Regions from separate parts of the Homo sapiens genome. Here region 2 is linked to region 1. Evidence: read pairs that join two places in POLR2A ChIA-PET (ENCODE). Cell type or tissue: B cell. All regions are shown on one strand.

What was found. Peaks named below come from ENCODE experiments on the same cell type or tissue, not always from the same donor. Only the 100,000 strongest peaks of a DNase experiment are listed, where the experiment ranks them.
Region 2: POLR2A ChIA-PET joins it to region 1 with 6 read pairs; 2 of 35 experiments call an interaction of 5 or more read pairs at or near these places.

What each region holds. Positions count from the first base shown.
Region 1 is chr1:6,024,307-6,029,306 of GRCh38, reverse strand. It overlaps a transcript of KCNAB2 not described here. Among named protein-coding and RNA genes, the nearest start is that of KCNAB2, 19 kb to the left of the region's middle. RefSeq lists enhancers at 799-868, 919-968, 2,549-2,718, 2,222-2,985, 3,159-3,468 and 1 more. In B cell, no CTCF peak of the experiment used is centred here; DNase peaks (open chromatin) are centred at 856, 2,046, 2,436, 3,056 and 2 weaker places; H3K4me3 peaks cover 3,222 bases; H3K27ac peaks cover 3,981 bases.
Region 2 is chr1:6,107,932-6,112,931 of GRCh38, reverse strand. It overlaps CHD5 (chromodomain helicase DNA binding protein 5), which reads left to right. Exons shown (of 42, transcript NM_015557.3): 34 at 1-23; 35 at 655-792; 36 at 1,049-1,157; 37 at 2,406-2,538; 38 at 2,942-3,137. Among named protein-coding and RNA genes, the nearest start is that of KCNAB2, 65 kb to the right of the region's middle. RefSeq lists a silencer at 3,877-3,976. In B cell, no CTCF peak of the experiment used is centred here; no DNase peak of the experiment used is centred here; H3K27me3 peaks cover 366 bases.

The DNA of each region.
Region 1 (5,000 bases):
TCATCTTTTTTTTTTTTTTTTTTTTGAGATGGAGTCTCTTCAGTCGCCCGGGCTGGAGTGCAATGGCGCGATCTCGGCTCACTGCAGCCTCTGCCTCCTGGGTTCAAGCAAGTCTCCTGCCTCAGCCTTCTGAGTAGCTGGGACTACAGGCACACGCTGCCATGCCTGGCTAATTTTTTTGTATTTTTTAGTAGAGACAGGGTTTCACCATGTTGGCCAGGATGGTCTTGATCTCCTGACCTTGTGATCCACTCGCCTGGGCCTCCCAAAGTGAAGGCTCATTTTTATAGACGTGACCAGCCACACCCAAGTGTGAACCCACGCCTCAGGGCGTCATGGCGGGACTTGTGGCGCTTAGGCTTTCTGTGGCTGCATCCAAATTCCGAATCATCCTGGAAGCTCAAAGGTTCCAGAAGGCTGGTTTGCAGATCCCCGAGGTCTTAAGAATGATCACCTTGTATTCCTTATCTATTTGCCAGGCAACTTGGACTCACAGCTTTCAAAAGGCCAACTCTAATACGATGGGGACAGTGGCCACCAGGAGGCGGGGTCCCTGGAGGCCATCCTGGAGGTCAGTGGAGCAACACCAACGATGGACTCTCCCCCAGATTCACCTCTGTAACCATATCCTGTAAGACTGCTGGGAGGTCAGCTCCTCTGGGCAGGGAGCTTCATCTCTTTCCTTCACGGATGTACCCCCGCACCCAGAGCGGCCACCAGCATGTGGTAATGCCTAGTGAACATCGCAGAAGGGATGGAGAGAGGGGGGCTGTTCTGGGCTAGGTGTGACGTCCTGGGTGTCTTCCGGAAGGCCTCGGGGCGAGGACTCCAGCACCTGCTTGTTGAACTGATGTTATTTTGCATGTTGCTTCTGGAACCCCGGAGGTCCCCCCTGCCAAGCCCCCGAAGTATCTGCCGTGACTACTGTATAACACAAAACCATGGTCTGCTTGTTCTGCGTGCCAGAGCCTAGAGGAGCCATGGCAGTGACTGTGCTTCCAGCGGAGACAGGAAGAGGTATAACTGCTCAAAACCGCATGACACAGAAGGGCACTTACACAACACACACTTCCCCTCTCACCCAGAAGCCAGGAGCCCACACAGGAGCCCATTCCTTCCCTGGGTGGGATCTGATGGCAGAGGGTCAATGCTGCAACGAAGGCAGGTGCTGACTCTGAGTGCACTGGGGTCAAGACCCTAGGGGGCCGTTGGCCTGGTGGGTCATGATGGGGATCTGGAAGAAAGGCCCATTTGTCAGAAGGACACCCCAGAGGGTGGGCAGGGGTTGGGAGGTCAACATAACCCAGTTCCCCGACAGCTCCATCCAGACTTTGGCTCAGATGCAGCCAAAGAAATGCGAGGAGAAGAACTGTGCAAACCTTACTAGAGATTGGAGATCCCAGTCAGGATTCCCTGTGTTTGTCACAGAGAAACCTCAGTCTCTCCTCCAATCTCCTGAGGCCTGAGCCGAGGGGACCAGTGGCACGGCGACAGATGTCACATGGTTCAGTCAACAGCAGAAGCATTGGGACCTAACCACGGTGCCCAAGGTCATGACTGCCGAACGGAGCATTTGATGGTACATCACATCAACGCCTCATTAACAATTTTCAAGAAGATCACAAGCTAGAAATTTCAATCTCTTCAAAGCAACGTTCAATGCCTGTTCCCTGATTACAAATACGACAGGTCTAGACTTTTGCAAGAACAGTCCACATTCACATGTAATCAATGCTGCAATGAACAAAAAATAGACCACAGCCAAAAAATTCCCATGCCTGCCCTAGCTCCATCCTGCCTCTCAGTGACCACAGGTGGAAACTACGGTGCCGTGCAGGGCCGCTCACCTGGCACTGGGTGGTGGGTACCCCAGTGCTGCACAGACGGCACGACCCGCAGTGAGTCAGGGCTGCCGCAGGCTGCTCACTCAGTAGCTGGCAGGGCCTGTCCCCTGCAGAGGCAGCAGGAGCCCTCGACAGTTCAGTCCCCATAGCCGCACACCCAGGCCCCCGGCCTCCTCCCTTCAGCCGTCCACACACACACACACACACACACACACACACACACACACACACACACACACACACTGTGTCCCCCAGGAGGCTTACAGCCTCCTCCCTCCAAGACCACACCCTGCACCCATATCCTGCCCAGGGGAAATGGAGGAGGCAAGTGAGAGGGGACGCAGGAAGCCATCACCAGGGAGCCCCTTGCCCTCCCCTCTGGGACAGTGACTCAGGGCTGTGCAAGGGGTTGCAGGGTGGGGAAGTGTTCTGAGGGGTCTTTATCCCCCACCACTGCCCTGTGCTCAGCCCCAAGGGGGAGGGGAGAGAGGAGGGACTGGGGACCCACGCCATCCATGTTCAAGGCAGGGGCCTTCGCGCCTTCCACTCAGAGATGGGAATCCCCAGGCCAGGGCCTCCCGAGAGACAGCAGACAAGATGGGCAGGGCTCTCCCCAGGAGCTGCCAGCCCTGCCCCCTGCAGAGGGACAGAGGTGGCCCCACATGGCTCTCCATCTTCCGGCGTCTCCCTCAACATCATCCCAGGGATGAAGGCAGAAGCCAGGGGAGAATGTGCGGCCGTCAGACATCTCTGCTGGGTGCCAGGCCCACTCTGTCCAGCAGCAGCAACAGGAAGCAGTGAAGGGCCGGGCTGCGTTGGGCAGGGTGTCTTTGGGGTCAGCTCACCCCAGGCTGAGGCCAATCCCTAGGCGGGCATGCGGGGCTCAGGGGTTCAGGCTGGCACAATTAACCCTGGACATTACGGGGGACCTAAGCCCTGCTCAGGGAGCTGAGGCTGCCCACCCGTCAGACAGAAAACCCATCCTAGACAACGGGATCCCCGGAGCACCCCAGGTACCTGCTCCTGAACGGGAACGACCGGAGACAAGGCCATTTTCCGAGCACTCAGGGGAACGCCAGGTCACACATCTGCTGCAAAGCACGCGCCTTGGGACCACAGCACCCAACAGGAAGTTGGTGCAGCGCGTGCCAGAGCTATGCACTGCCGCCGCAGGGCTGAGAAGCCTGGCGCGCCAGGGCCCCGTGGGGTGTCGGGGCGTGGCCTTTGCTCTCAGGCATGCCTAGCGCGTGACCCAGGTGGGAGGGCCCGACATCTCCGACCTTCCTGGATGAGCAGCGGCCAGATGGGGCAGGAGACAGGCAGAGGACAGGAAGCAGGTGGCTGTGAGGAGACAGCCCGGGCCTGTCCCCAAGCGGCCCCTCCAGAGTAGGAGGCAGACCTTCCCTGTCGGCCCAGGAGCCCCTTTCTCAGGGCAGAGGGTTCTGGTGATGTTGAAGAGCTCCCCTCACTGCTGCCAGCAGTGTGCCGGGATCGGCTGTGTGCCGGGATCGGCTGTGTGCCGGGATCGGCTGTGTGCCGGGATCGGCTGTGTGCCGGGATCGGCTGTGTGCCGGGATCGGCTGTGTGCCGGGATCGGCTGTGTGCCGGGATCGGCTGTGTGCTGGGGTGGGCTGCCCACCTTTTACCTGCGCTCCCTCATCTTATCTTCCCTGCTGCCCTGGGAAGGGGTACTGCTGCCCCCCCATGCTACAGGTGACAACACGAAGGGTCAGAGAGCCCTGGACTCAGGGCTGGCTGACTCTAAAGTGTGCTCTGAGCTGTGCACTGCTGAGAAGCCCAGGGCAGGCTCTGCCACTCCATCTCCCAACTTTGTGCCAGGACACAGAGGGGGCAGCCGCCTTGAGGGGACAGGTGGCCCTGGGGAGGACGGGCCAGAGGTAAGAGCACCCTCTGCGGGGTTTTTCTCCCTCCCCGCGGCCTCTCCCTGCTCTGCCATTCCTTCTTGGGGAGGCCCCTCATTCCTTCTTGGGGAGGCCCCTCCTCCCTCCTACGCCAGCTGCTGAGCCTGGGGCCAGGCTCTCTGGTGACTCACTCTGGGCACAGCCCAAGCTCTTTGGGGTACCAGGCAAAGGGAGGACTCGGGTGGAACATTCCATCTCCCATGGTGCCAGCCACCTGCACCGTGTTGAGTCCCTGGTCCCAGGCCACACCCGTGTGTGTGATTCCAGGAGGGAGGCTGGCACCCCCTCTCCTGGCATAGGTACACAGCTCTGAAGCCTACACCAGGGGTGCTGCTGTGTGTTCCCGGCAGGATAAAGATAAAGACAGTGGTTAGGGGAGGTAGAAAGAGGAAAAGGAAGGGAAAATAAAATAGTCTGGGTGCTCACTAGGAAAGTAGAGGTGTCGAGAGACAAACAGGAGGGAGAAGGGAGAAGGAGGAAGGCGAACGAATGGGAAAATGAAAAAGAAAGAGCGAGGCGCCATGACGGAGAGCTGGGGGACAGCAACCCATGTTGAGCCAGCTCTGGGCCTTGCTCCCAACCCTGACTATGACATGCTTTTTACAGATGGGGAAATTGAGGCCCAAGAATATTAAATAACATCCAAGGTCGCTTGGTGAAATTAGTGGCAAAGCTGGAACCAGAGCCTAGGTGTGTCCAGCTCGAAATTGGGGTTCTTTCCTCACACATACCTTGACCTCCTGCCCTGGAGCCCCCCATGGAACTCTGGCTCTGGACAGGTGACCTCTGCTGCCTCCCAGAGCCAGAGAACAGCCGTTATCCTCTTGGCCCCCAGCACGGAGATGTTGCCCTGACTCTGTGGGTCTCCAAACACAGACTGTATTCACGGCTATCACAGACCACAGCTGCAGATGCTGAATCTCACGAGCAGAGGTAAAAGCTAGGGGATGCGAAAGTAACCTCACTGGCTGCTTCGCAGTTTCAGACACACTGAACCAGCCCTCAAACCTCAGCTTCATTCCTGGCTCTTAAAAATAAATTGTATTTTCAGATATTTGCCAACTCTTTTTTTAAAAAGTTTCTTTGGACCAGGAAGGCAGGTGACTGGTAAATGCTGAGTGGCAAAATTAGAGATACTTCATTTAAAAGACACTACTGGCTGGGTGCGGTGGCTCACACCTGTAACCCAGCACTTTGGAGGCCAGGGTGGGAGGATTGCTTGAGGCCAGGAGTT
Region 2 (5,000 bases), 84 kb before region 1:
GGACAGTTCCGAACTCAGGCCAGGTCTGGGGCTCTTCTGTGTTCTCTACCTGTGCCCCATGGTCCCTTGAGGGTGCCCTCTGGACCCTGTTCAGCCTCCCACAGTCTCCCAGGCGCCGTCCCCTTGGCCCCAGGCCTGATTGGAGCTGGCAGGTGGGAGCCTGGATTCACCAGCCCCTCACAGCCAATGCCGGGGACAGCCTCTCCCCTACTCTCTCCTGAGCCCTGCTGTGCCCTTGCCGCTAAGAGAGAGGAGAGCTGGTCATAGAGCCTGGCCTGGGGGATTTGGGGCTCAGCTGGAAGCTTTGCATACCTCTAGGCCCTGGAATGTTCTGGAACAGTTGTCCTCAGATCAGCCCCCTCAGGCAGCTCTGTCTTTGAACTTGAACTGTACTTTTCACAGCGCTCTCCTGTCCTACTCCTGGGTGGTCCTGATGTGGTCGGGGAGGAGCACTAGGACCTGGAGCTAAGCCTCCCTGCCCAGGACAGAGAGAGAGGCCGTTGGCTTGTTTAAGACCCTTCTGGGCAGCGAGTCCCCTGAGGACAAGAGGATGTTTTCTACTTGCCTCCTGGGTCCCCCGTGCTTGGCAGAGAGAGGCCGCTGGGCACTGCTTTTTGGATGGATGGATGAATGAATGTGATCTGTCCCCGGCAGATGACACCAAGGCTGAGGAGAAGGAGCCCATTGAAACACAGCAAAATGGTGACAAAGAGGAAGATGACGAGGGGAAGAAGGAGGACAAGAAGGGGAAATTCAAGTTCATGTTCAACATCGCGGACGGGGGCTTCACGGGTATTGGGGTTGGGGGTTGGGCAGAGAGCTGAGGCTTCCTGACTGTGGGTCCCAGGAGTCTAGACCAGTGGTTAACTTTATACTAGAGTGTGACTGGTTGATGGAAGTCCATCGTATAACCTTTCTTAGCCACCCTGGAACACTGGACCTCTGGGGGTGGAGGCAGTGGCAAGTAGGGAGGGAGCGGCTCTCCAAGCCTGCCTGTGCGTGAGAGCTGGGGCACTTCTCACCCTGCTCACCTTGGCTTGTTTCCCAGAGTTGCACACGCTGTGGCAGAACGAGGAGCGGGCTGCTGTATCCTCTGGGAAAATCTACGACATCTGGCACCGGCGCCATGACTACTGGCTGCTGGCGGGCATCGTGACGTATCCTTGGCCAGGCCGGGCTGGGCAGGGACTTGCCCGTTCCTCCGTGGACCTCGGGGAGAGCCCTCTGAGAGCTCCGGGGGAAGCCTTCCTCGTTCTTCCTCAATCTTCCTCACTTCTGGCGGTGGCTAGAAATCCTCGGCATTGCTGTGTCGCCCGCTCCCCGCCGCTGTCATCCCGGCTTCTTCCTTATGTGTCTCTGTCTGGGTCCACATTGCTCTCTCTTTTTTTTTTTTTTTTTGAGATAGAGTTTCACTCTGTCACCCAGGCTGGAGTGTAGCAGCTTGATCTCGGCTCACTGCAACTGCTGCCTCCCGGGTTCAAGCGATTCTCCTGCCTCAGCCTCCTGAGTAGCTGGGATTACAGGTGTGCCCCACCACACCTGGCTAATTTTTGTATTTTTAGTAGAGACGGGGTTTCACCATGTTGGCTAGGCTGGTCTCGAACTCCTGACCTCAAGTGATCCACCCACCTTGGCCTCCCAAAGTGCTGAGATTACAGGCGTCAGCCACCACACCCGGCCTTTTTCTTTTTCTTTTTTTTTTGAGATGGAGTCTCGCTCTGTGGCCTAGGCTGAAGTGCAGTGGTGCGATCTCAGCTCACTGCAACCTCTGCCTCCTGGGTTCAAGTGATTCTTCTGCCTCAGCCTCCTGAGTAGCTGGGACTACAGGCATGCACCACCACTCCCAGCTAGTTTTTGTAATTTTAGTAGAGACGGGGTTTCGCCTTGTTGGCCAGGCTGGTCTCGAGCTCCTGGCCTCAAGTGATCTGCCCACCTTGGCCTCCCAAAATGCTGGGATTACAGGCGCGAGCCACCATGCCTGGCCCCAAATTTTCCTCTTCTTACAAGCATCCCAGTCATTGAGTTTAGGGCCCACCCTAGTCCAGCATGACCCTTTCTTAACTTCATTACATCTGCAAATACTCTATTTCCGAAAAAGGTTCCCATTCACAGGCACTGGGGGCAAGACTTAAACGTATGCACCCCAGGTTGTTGGGGTGAAGAGTTAACCCTCTGAAGCCCCGGGGCTGTGTCTGGTGCACCCAGGGCACCTGTCAGTGTCTGCTGATACTGTCACTGTTGTGTCATCAATATGTTCCTCGTGCAGCTGGGCTTAAGGACTTGCCTGAGAGCGTACAGCCAGAATGCCGACCCCCGGGCTGGCCCCTCCCCCTCCCTGAGCTGCCTCCCCCTACGGCCCCACCACTTCTAACGGCCAGGTTTGCCCTTAATGGTGCCCCACCCAGGCACGGCTACGCCCGCTGGCAGGACATCCAGAATGACCCACGGTACATGATCCTCAACGAGCCCTTCAAGTCTGAGGTCCACAAGGGCAACTACCTGGAGATGAAGAACAAGTTCCTGGCCCGCAGGTTTAAGGTCTGTCTTCTGAAGGGCCAGGGCTGCACGGGGCAGGGAGGGACGGTGTCAGGAGGACCCTCGCAAAGGCAAAGGAATTAGAGAGCAGCAACCCCTCCCCGTGTACCTGGGTCACGCTGCCACGAAGCAGCAGTATGTCCATCAACTAACAGTGGTGGATCCTTGCTCTGGCCCTGGCCCCACTGGGAAGTATCTGCCGCCTTGGGGTGTTGGGGTACAGAGAACCCAGCTTGGTGACAGCTCCAAGGGTTGGCCACCACCAGGCCAGGGTGGGCAGCAGATGGCAGTACGTCCTCTTTCCCTCCTTTCTGCCGGGAGCCTTGGCCTGGGGTGGGCGCTGGTGGAGCACGGAGGGTAGCCATTCAGCGGGAGGGGCCGGGCCGACGCTGCGCCCCGCCCCCAGCTGCTGGAGCAGGCGTTGGTCATTGAGGAGCAGCTCCGGAGGGCCGCGTACCTGAACATGACGCAGGACCCCAACCACCCCGCCATGGCCCTCAACGCCCGCCTGGCTGAAGTGGAGTGCCTCGCCGAGAGCCACCAGCACCTGTCCAAGGAGTCCCTTGCTGGGAACAAGCCTGCCAATGCCGTCCTGCACAAGGGTGAGCAAGTCCTGCCCCCCACGGTGCAGCCCCCCGCCCTTCCTCCTGCCCAGCGAGCGCTCTTGGCTGTAGATGAGGGCACTGATGGGGTAGGGGCTGGGGACAGATGTCAGCCCAGAGGGCGGTGGACTTCTGGGCCAAGATGGAACAGTCCTGTCATCAGACCCCTTATCTCCCCTGCAGGGAAACTGAGGCTGCTTGCTTCTCCAGCCTGTTTCTCAAGCCTGCTCTGTGCGGGCCCCGGCCCGGGCTAGTGACACAGAAAACCACGAAACTGTAAAGGCTTCTGAGTCCTGACAGCGTGACTTAAATGCACTGTGTCTTTAGCCCGGGCAATACCCATCAGCCTGGAGCCTTCTCCTTGGCCCCGTGTGGGAAGGGAAGTAGTTTGCCCAAGATCTCCCAGGATTCAGAGCTTTGGTGCTGGCTGCACATCTCTGCCTGTGGTCACAGGGCACACTTCTGCCCTCGGGGCTCCCGGCTGGTTGGGGGAGGGGTGGCCCTGTGGTGAGAGTTGCTGGACCCCTCCCTGTGCCCTGCAGCCCTCCCTGGTGTACTCTGATCCTGTGCCCAGTAGGGCCTGGGGCTGCAGGTCTCCCTGAGAACTCTTAGGAGGGAAGCCCAGCGTCAGGCAGCGCTTCTGGCTGGCTCGTCTGCAGCCCGTGGGCCCTTGCCCAGCCCAGAGGGGCTCCTGGGAGGAGTTCTTTGGAAGCTCCTGCTGTGTCCCCACTTGGCAGTGCTGCCTGCAGCTTGGGAGGGCCTGGTGCAGGGCACCCCCTGGTGCCCGGTTCTGGGCAAGTGCAGTCATACACCCTTGCAAATAAGCCCCAGCTCTCGGGCTACCTCCCCTGGCACAGCCCTTCATCCCTCCATCCCTCCATGCCTCCATCCTTCCACCCCTCCATCATCCCTCCATGCCTCCGTCCTTCCACCCCTCCATCCCTCTATTCTTTCACCCCTCAATCCCTCATCCCTTATCCCTCCATCCTTCCACACCTCCATCCTTCCATCCCTCCATAATTCTTCCATGCCTCCAACCCTCCATCCCTCTGTCTCTCCATCATCCCTCCTTCCCTTCATCATCCCTCCATTCCTCCATCCTTCCACCCCTCCATCCTTCCATCCTTCCATTATCCCTCCATGCCTCTGTCCTTCCACTCCATCCCTCATCCCTCTGTCATCCTTCATCCCTCCATCCTTCCACCCCTCCATCCCTCCATTATCCCTTCATCATACCTCCATCCCTTCATCCTTCCATCTCTCCGTCATCCCTTCATCATCTCCATCATTGCTTCATCCCTCCATCATCCTTCCATTCTCCCTCCATCCTTCCACCCCCATCCCCCATCTCTCCATCATCTCTCCATCCTTCCATCTCTCCATCTCTCTACCCGTCCATCCCTCCATCATCCCTTCGTCCTTCCATTCCTCCATCCCTCCATTATCCCTTCATCATACCTTCATCCCTTCATCCCTCCGTCTCTCCATCTTCCCTCTATCATCTCTCCATCATCACTCCATCCCTCTATCATCCTTCCGTCATCTCTCCATCCCTCCATCCTTCCACCCGTCCATCTCTCCATCATCCCTCCATCTCTCCACCCCTCCAACCCTCCATCATCCCTCCATCTTTCCACCCCTCCATCATTCCTCCATCCCTCCATCATCCCTCTATGCCTCCATGTCTCCACCATCCCTCCATCATCCCTCCATCTCTCCATCATCCCTCCATCCCTCCATCCCTCCATCCCTTCACCCCTCCATCACCCATCCCTCCACCGTCCCTTCATCCCTCCATCCCCCATCTCTCCATCATCCCTCCATCCTTCCATCCCTCCATCATCCCGTCCCTCCACCTTCCTT